Regions from separate parts of the Mus musculus genome. Here region 2 is linked to region 1. Evidence: chromatin contacts called from ENCODE Hi-C data. All regions are on one chromosome and are shown on one strand. Each heading gives the region's core, a stretch centred on a gene start or an enhancer-like site at or near the end of the contact. The rest is flanking DNA. Distances are from core to core; before and after follow the strand shown. Region 1 overlaps Abcc9 (ATP-binding cassette, sub-family C (CFTR/MRP), member 9). Region 2 holds the start of Abcc9 (ATP-binding cassette, sub-family C (CFTR/MRP), member 9).

Region 1 (4,197 bases), core at 1,505-4,004:
CTAGTCGGCCATCACTGGAAAGAGAGGCCCATTGGACACGCAAACTTTATATGCCCCAGTACAGGGGAACGCCAGGGCCAAAAAGGGGGAGTGGGTGGGTAGGGGAGTGGGGGTGGGTGGGTATGGGGGGCTTTTGGTATAGCATTGGAAATGTAAATGAGCTAAATACCTAATAAAAAATGGAAAAAAAAAGACAGACACACACACACACACACAACTGTGGAGTCCCTTATATGTTGGCCAACTACCCCTGAACACGAGAGGTCTATTCTGGAGTGGTTGATATACCCAAAGTCACGTTATTGGAGAAAGCTGATTTTCCCTTCCCCAGTAGGTATAAAGGAGAGTTCAGTTGTTCAGCTTTACCTCAGTGGCTCCGTTTCTATTTGTTCATTTTGTCCATTTGATTTTTTTAAAATAATAACAAAATAAAATATAATAAGATAAAACAAAAATTATTACATGGAACTCAGACAAGACAAACCAACAGAAGGGGAAGAACCCAAGAAAAGGCATAAGAAGAGACTCAGTCATTTGCACAGTCAGGGATCCCATAAAACACTAAACTGGAAACTTAATACGTACACAGAGGGTCTGGTGCAGACCTGTCTGGCCCTGTGTGTGCTGCCTCAGTCTCTGTGGGTTCATATTAGCTTTGCTCATGTTGATGTAGAGGCCTTGTTTGTGTGGTGTCCTCCATCTGCTCTGGCTCTTACACCCTTCTTCCTCCTCTTTCTCCTCTGGGGTTCCCTGAACTCTGAGGGGAGGGATTTGATGGAAACATTCCATTTGGGGCTGTGTTCCAAGATCTCTTGTTCTCTGCGCAATGTCCAGGCTGTGGGTTTCTACATTTGTTTTCACCTACTGCAGGAGAAAGATTCTTCTTACTAGCTATTCCACAGTCCACTCTTTAGAAACAATCACATTTATTGAATAATCGGCTTTTTATTGGGCACTTAGCACATCTTATTTCCCCCTAACATGTTTAATGTCAAGGCAGTGAAAAGCTCTGTTTGCCTTTGCAGTTTTCTCTGGTGGTTGGGTTAGGCCAGATTTCTATAAGTGATGGTGATAACTATGGTGGTACTTTAAAGGTTCATCATGAAGATGGTAATGGTGCTTTCTTTTGATGTGACACAGGTCAAAGCTTGCACGTATATTTAATATATTATCAATGTTACCATGATGTTTCCCACTGCAGCTGAACCAGTCTACAGGTGTACCAGCAGTAATGGGAGATTCCCAAACCAACAGAATAGGGTGCTTGGATTGTAGTTTAATCTGCCGGAAAAAAAAATTCTAGCTCATAGTCACTGAAAAAAGAAAGACTTGAAAACTGTTCATTTTCTCTTTTAAATATGCTTACAGCCAGGGTAGACTGCCTCGGTTATCATTTGCCGTGACGCGTGGCTACCAGAGCATGTGTTATGTGATGGTAACCATTTCCCATTTCTTCCCTTTGTACCATAGACACAAATATGTTGACAAGCCACACTGTGCTATCTGTGCCACCATCTGCTGTCCTAGACCATCTTATAAACAAGGCAATCTCGAAGTTGTATTTCATTCTCACTTAGCCATCTTGATATAGCTTATAGAATCCCAGCATGTGCTGCAGACAGCCTTTGCCACATTTGTATATGAGTTTTGAAAGAAATATCTATATGCCGTGACATCGAAGAAAACTTGAACACTTAAGGGTGCACTCTGCCATCGACAGCAATGTAGAACACTTCAAAATAATAATTTCCACAAGGCTCATGCGTTACTGAGAAACCTAGAGTTTTATGCTCAATACCTTGATTGTAGGCAGCAGTTTCTATGAACTTTTCAGTGACTAAATGCTTGATACCTCACTACGCAGGTGACTCTATCCTGGAAAGGGCCAAGTGGGGGGGGGATGGTATCCTAACAGAGCGTCAGTCCTCTTCTCTGAACCAGGCTTTCAGTAATTGTTCATAAGCTCTTGGACTTTAGAGTTCAGACCCTCTGGCCTCAGCTACCTTCCTTTTCGCTCTCATTGTTCTGTCTTAGCGATGGCTTGCATAGATCACTGACTGAAGTCCCGAAGTCATGCTTCCAAATTAGGCCACACTCTGGCAGGGAAGCTGCTTCAGACGATAAAATTGATAAATGGCCAGAGTCTTCTATTTTGGTCCTTATTTTCATTTTCTCTATTTAATGGGCACCCCTTCCAGGGTTGCAGTCTTAATTAATTGAAACTTGACTTTGCGCTAGAAGTTGAAGTAGAAAGCAGCCTATAACTTACAACATACCATGGCTCTGGAAGAAGGAGCTTGCCAAACATTAAAAGGACTTTGAGAGTTGATTTGAGAAAGATAAAAGGGCTCTTCTTCAAACCCACAGTATACAATCCTGGTAATAAATCCTAGTGAGGTGGAAGGTGGATATTACCCTCTGTGAGTTTATCATAGCCCTCCCACTCTATCCCTCTTGGGGAAAAGGCATTTGCCAGGCTGATAAAGCCCAGCATACTTTAGGGCCCCAGGCCAGCTTGAGGCCAAACAGAATGTGCTTCTAAAAGCTCTCTTCTCTAAAATAACGTTCTGGGTTGATTTGCAGGTCCTACAGAGGTGGTGGGTCAACAGAAGTGGCCAGATATTTTTCCCACTGGGTACTAGTTCTGGGAACCCAAACAAGCGTTTTCCCAGTGTGGACTGGCCTCTGCATTTGCTTCAGTGCCTGGGAACCCGTGACTAGTCTCAAATGCCAGTTGGCCAGCAGTGAGCTGAGCTGCCTGTTTATAATTGGAGACTAAGACTTCAGTCAGCTGATTTTGAAATATCTCTTCAGGGCTCTTAGAAGTTATACACTCTTTACTGGGCTCGTAAGCGCATTCAGAAGTGTGGTGTGTTAGAATGGGCTGAAGCAAACTCATAGCTCTGTTCTGTGTGCATGAGGAAGCTTGGAAGCTCTTCGCCTGAGGAAACTCAGTGCCATGAGGAGTTCCCTGCTCCAGGTCAAGCCCTAGGCTTTCTTTTCAAACAGTTCAGATCAGTAGCCAGGTGCCCTTGTCACAGTCACAGAGTGGAACATGTGCACACAGACACATGCCACGCACCTGTTGTTATGTTTATAACAAACTGGGACAAAGAGGCAAATTTTATTTGGCACAGGATGTCTTGGCACAGCCTCAACCCACCCACACTGTGAGTTTTAGGGCAAAGTGCCACAAAACAGACTAAAGAGAAGTCACTTGTCACTTAAAACCTGACTGCAGTTCCAGGGAATCCAAACACCTTCTTCTGGCCTCTGCAGGTACCAGGCATACAGGTGGTACACGGAAGTACATACAGGCAAAACACCCATACACATAAAATTAAAATAAAAAAATAAAATTCTTATAAAAAAGAACAGGGAGGGTGATATATCCTCGGAGTCCCAGCACTTGGGAGGTAGAGGCAGGAAGACCAGGAGTTCAGGGTTCCCCTCTGCTACATACTGAAGTTAGGCCATCTTGGGTTACCCGAGATCCTGCCCTAAAAACAAAAACTAGTCGAATAAGAGTGTTTTTTCCCATAATGCTAAAGTTACTTTACTTCCATAGAAATAATTTATGTGTTTTCCCTTCTGGAGTAGAATATGTAGTATTCCTTGTAGGCATTTGGTATTTGGTGTGTAATGCAGTAACTATGTCCAAAGATGTTATTTGCCAGAGGAGAAAATTGTTATTAAAGAAATCTCTCATTTCCAAGTAGCAACAACAACACCAAGAACAATTTTGTCTTTCCTCTCATGTGCCTCTCGGAGCTGTTTCTGCTTGGCAAGTCTCCCATATCACCATCTGTAAAAGAAATAGTTATTGATAGCTATTATCAGGCATGCTTATACCTTGGCCAGGTCTCTGTATTACAAATGACAAGGCTTCATAACCACTATCAAAAACTATGCAACTATCAGTCACACAATTGGTTATTCTGCATTAATGTAACACCTGTCCAAGGGTTTCAAGTCCTATTTGAGGGGTTGAAGGGATGAGTCAGTGGTTAAGGCCACACAGTGATCTTCTAGAGGACTCAAGTTAAGTTCCCAGAACCCATGTCAGAAGGCTCGCCATTTCTAGTTAGTCCAGCTACAGGGAATCTGATACTCTCTTCTATTCTCCCTGCATTCACATACACGCAACTTTAACAGATGCGTAGTAAAAATCAGAATAAATATTAAAAAACCAAAGTA
Region 2 (4,373 bases), core at 1,495-3,994, 34 kb before region 1:
AAGAAAGGAGGCCTTGTAGAATTGTCCAGCCATTGAGATAGTGAACAGAAGTGATAACCAGAAGTCCAGCTAGTTTCCCTTGCCTCTCTTGCTTGCTCTTATCCTCTTCATCCTGTCTATCTGTCCATTTCTCTGTCTATATGTCTGTCCATCCATCATATATATATATATATATATATATATATATATATATATATATATATATATATATATATATATAGAGAGAGAGAGAGAGAGAGTGAGAGTCTATCTATTCATCATTTACCAACTATCTATAAAATCTATCTATCATCTATCTTTATCCAGCCACTCATCTATGTCTTACCTATCCATCTGTCTATTTATCTCTATTTATCTATTTATCTCTATCTCCTACCTATCATCAATCACCTATCTATCTAATCTATCAATCTATCAATCAATCATCTACCATCTCCTATGTATGTATGTATGTATGTATGTATGTATCTATCTATCTATCCATCTCTTTTGGTGTTATCCTATGTCCCAGGCTTGTTTGAGCACCCTGCCCATCAGCCTCTCTGTGCTTTCTCCTGGTACACCTCAGAGCCTGGCAGGCTTTTCTTCCAAGTCCTTCTTTCATCCATCCAGCACACGACTTGTGTTTTTTACAGTCTGACACACGCTTACTTAATCTTCTAGGTGGGGGTCTTGGCATCTCCTACTTATTCACCTCTTCTTTGTACAATGAACATGTCTAGCTACGAGATATGACCTTAGAAAGAGATTAGTGATAATTCTTTTAAGTGATAATTTATTTCTCTTCAAGATCTATTTTTATCTTTCTGCGTGTATTTGCCTGAACATATGTATGTGGTGCAACATGTGCACCTGGTACCTTCAGAGGTCAAAAACGGGTATCAGATCTCCTGGAAATGGAGTTACAGACACTTGTGAACCCCTACATAGGTTCTACAAGAGCAGCAAGCACTCTTAGTCACCGAGCTGTGAGTCCAGGCTCATTAATAGTAGTATATTTTTTAAAATTCTAAGTGCAATTTCCTTTTGAGTATTTCTATTCAAACTGTATATTTGGCATTATCTGTCTCCTAGTTCCCAATTCTCTGCCCGACTTGGTGTTTCCACATTCTGGACACAATTCTGAGTTTCCCTGTTCTCGAACCACACTCTCTTTTCCTGGCCCCAAAAGCTTGCTATAGGGTGCAGTTACATGCCATTCCGAGGCCGTAAGATCAGTCCAGGATCATCGTAGGTGCCAGCTCTTTCTGGCCTTGGAGGCCCCTGGAAGTGGTACATTCTGGCTCTGGAAGCTGGCCAAGGCTGCAAGGACCTTCCCAGAAAGTGACTCCATTCTCATCTCCTCTGGGGCATGCTGTGCTGGGGTCAGCTTCTGAGCAGCAACTTCTGGAGGCCAGGAGGCCATGGGGTGCTGAGTTCAACTTTAGGGACAGCATGAGGAACCTCGAAGGCACCAGCCCGCCAGGCTGACGAGCCTTTATCTGATCAGGACGGTTGCTACGAACACTGATTACTGCAAAGGACTCAAAACTGGCCCTTGGGAATCTCGAGAGTTTATTCAAGAGTTACTGAGGCCAAAAATTACCCAGTGTGATCATGGCTCATATCTGTAATCGTAACAATCTAGAAGCTGAGCCAGGAGGATTACTGCGAGTTTGAGTCCAAGCCAGGGTGTCTAACCTTCACCCCCTCAAAAAAAATTTTTTTTTAATTTAAAATTCACCCCTTACCACCAGAGGAAAAGTTATTGTGGAGTGTCACATATACATGCATATCTATATCAAAAGCGGGTGTGTGTGTGTGTGTGTGTGTGTGTGTGTGTGTGTGTGTGTGTGTGTGTGTGTGTGTGTAGCTGGCTTCTAACCTGCTATGTGTCTGCTTCTTGCTTTGAACTCCCTGCATCTTTCCCCCAAATGATGGCATTTCAGAAGAACACCAACCACAGTCTGCCTTCAATAGATATTGTTTTAAGCAAGTTTTGTTATTTTAAGAGTTAATTATATCTGTTTGTGAAAGCGATGAAACAAATGAACAAATAAAAAATACTGTTGATGCTGAAACTTGAAATCAAACTCAAATTTTGGAGTGCTCAGACAAGTGCCATTGGTCCATTAGTCTGGACCAGCAGGCAAATTCCCCGGGTCACTGAAAGATTCTGCCCTGTGCCTGCCCATCCAAGTGAGACAAGCATGCCTGGTGGCAGTTTGTTTTGCCTAGAATGAACTATTCAGTTCTCAGTCCTGCTGGGGGCGAAGCTGGGCGAATGGATGGCACTTTTAAATCATTTTTTGGTGGCTAAAGCTAAGGCTGCCTGCAGAGCTGATACTTTCCATGTTTTCATATCTGATAAGCCTCCTCTTTGAGGGTCTGGGGGTCGGTTTTTGCAAGTTCCGCTTTCTGGTGGAGTCTTGGGGGATCCACATATGGCGTGAGTTTGGCACATCTTCACTGCGCTCACCCGTAGGAGCAGCTCCGGAGGAGTGGGGAGTGGTGTGGAGGGTCTGGGGGAGGGTGGTCCTGAATGGGAATGGCCGGAGTGATGGAGGGTCCCAGGTAGGGATGATCCGGGCAAGGAGGGTGGGGGTGAAGAGGGTCCTGGATGGGGAGGGTCCCCGCCTCAGGCGTCTGGGGTGCCTGCAGTTTCCTGCCAGGGCGCGGCAGTGTCCGCCCCAGGCCACAGCGCAGCGCAGCGGAGGAGAAACGCGATAGGAGGCAGCAGCTGGCCTCCCACCACCCTAAAAATAATCCACTCGCCGGCTGCTGACCCGGGAGGAAAACTTGTCGTCCCATGGAGTGCGTGAGCTCCTCGGCTTGCTACAGAGAGATCCCCAACCACTCTGAGGAGTCACTGGCTGTAAGCTGTTGATTTTGATCTAGTATTCCGTCAGTAAAGGCATTCGCTATTTCTAGGATTCAGGGGACTTGCTGGCGAGAAGGTGGGATCAGGTTTCCAAAGTTTGACTTACACAATCCTGCCGGCTGGAGCCGAAACCGGCTGGAAACAGGGAAAGATGTCACTGATATATATATAGAGAGAGACTTTGTTAGCCATTCCCCTTTACAATTCACGCAGCAGCTTTTTCTCTACTAAATTTGTTACTCTTTGCTCTTTAGGAGAAATTTACATCTTCAGACGGTGGGCAGGCTGTTGGTAGCTCAAGTGCACCAGTAGGGGGACTAAGCCCTGGAGCCAAAGCCAAGGTATATTTATTTATTTATTTATTTATTTATTTATTTATTTATTTATTGTTTGCTTGTTTGCTCCGCGTTGGTTACAGTGTCTAAAAACAATCTTATCTGCGCAGGGGTCCCCAGCATTGTCTTTCTTGTGTCACAGAACGTCATAGCCCCTGGAGGGTAAACGCATGGACTAAGACTCGATAATGGATCAAGTCCGTGGTCATTTTCTTGCTAGGAAATTTCCTACTTGGATCTGTATAGAACCAGCCAGACAGCTAGTTAGACAGCCAGACACATCTACGCATTTTGTGAGGTCTCCACTGAGCAAGTTCAGTGAAACGATTGCAGCATTTGCTTTGGCGGAGGGTGGACATCCTGGGCACGTCGTGGGTGGGTCGTCGCTGCCTTAGGTGCCTTTCAGAGGTGAGCTTCTCATTCAGGATGCTTTGCCTAAGCGCTCAGTAGCTCAGGGGTGAGTTGTTCCACATGCAAGAAGGAAAGCTATCCCGTGCATGTTTGCTTTAGATGTGTCCAGAGCCCGAGCTTGGCTGACACTGTCAATGGGGTCACAACTGACAGTCGCTGCCGGGTGAGCAGGGAGGTGGCTGCTTCTCACTCAGTCTTAAGTGGCTGGCAAAAGTAACTAGCGTTTAGTTCCTGATATCTTTTAATATCTTAGCAGTTTTTGGAATTACTTCAGTTAACCTTTGTTCCTCTGTAGAAGTATCAGAAGAGTTGATAGATACATTACTAGAGTTTTGAACGGATACCATGTTTTATGCATACCAGGGGCTGGGGAACGTCTCACAGTGCAGGGCCAGGGCCAAGCACGCTGCTGTTGCTATTCTCCGCAGGAAACAAGAGGACTCCTCTTCCCTCTGTGTTCTGTCCTGCAGGCTACCCCACAGCCAAAGTCTCACTTTTGATCTGTTTTGAAGTTGGCTCCTTCCAAGTCCCCATCCCCAACGACTCTTGTAAGCACTTGACCGCCTTCCAGAGGGATTATGCTCGTGGGGAGAAGATGGGCTGCTTTCCCCTATGGTCCCTTTCCTCCTTGTTGCTGTCACTTTCGTGCACAAACTGAGCCTAAACAGATACAGGGGGAGGGGCACCAGCAATGGATGGCAGGTGACAGTCTGACCCTCAAGAGCATCAGTGTATGGCCTTCCTCAAGTGCTTACAACAGCCTGAGC

The links. A loop is a pair of places that touch in the nucleus more often than their neighbours do.
Region 2: a map of heart shows a loop between it and region 1 (2.1-fold over the local background). The contact joins the promoter of Abcc9 here to the enhancer-like site in region 1. A Hi-C loop is called at or near these places in 3 of 37 maps with a recorded cell type or tissue (gastrocnemius and heart).

The regions. Positions count from the first base shown.
Region 1 is chr6:142,666,813-142,671,009 of GRCm38, reverse strand. The region is part of intron 14 of Abcc9 (ATP-binding cassette, sub-family C (CFTR/MRP), member 9); the gene reads left to right. Among named protein-coding and RNA genes, the nearest start is that of Abcc9, 33 kb to the left of the region's middle. Within about 2 kb of position 2,754, at least 1 of the 3 ENCODE cell types and tissues checked has a DNase peak (open chromatin) inside an H3K27ac peak, as active enhancers do; it is heart, where a contact is called at or near this core.
Region 2 is chr6:142,700,645-142,705,017 of GRCm38, reverse strand. It overlaps Abcc9 (ATP-binding cassette, sub-family C (CFTR/MRP), member 9), which reads left to right and starts at 2,744. Exons shown (of 40, transcript NM_011511.2): 1 at 2,744-2,854; 2 at 3,115-3,201.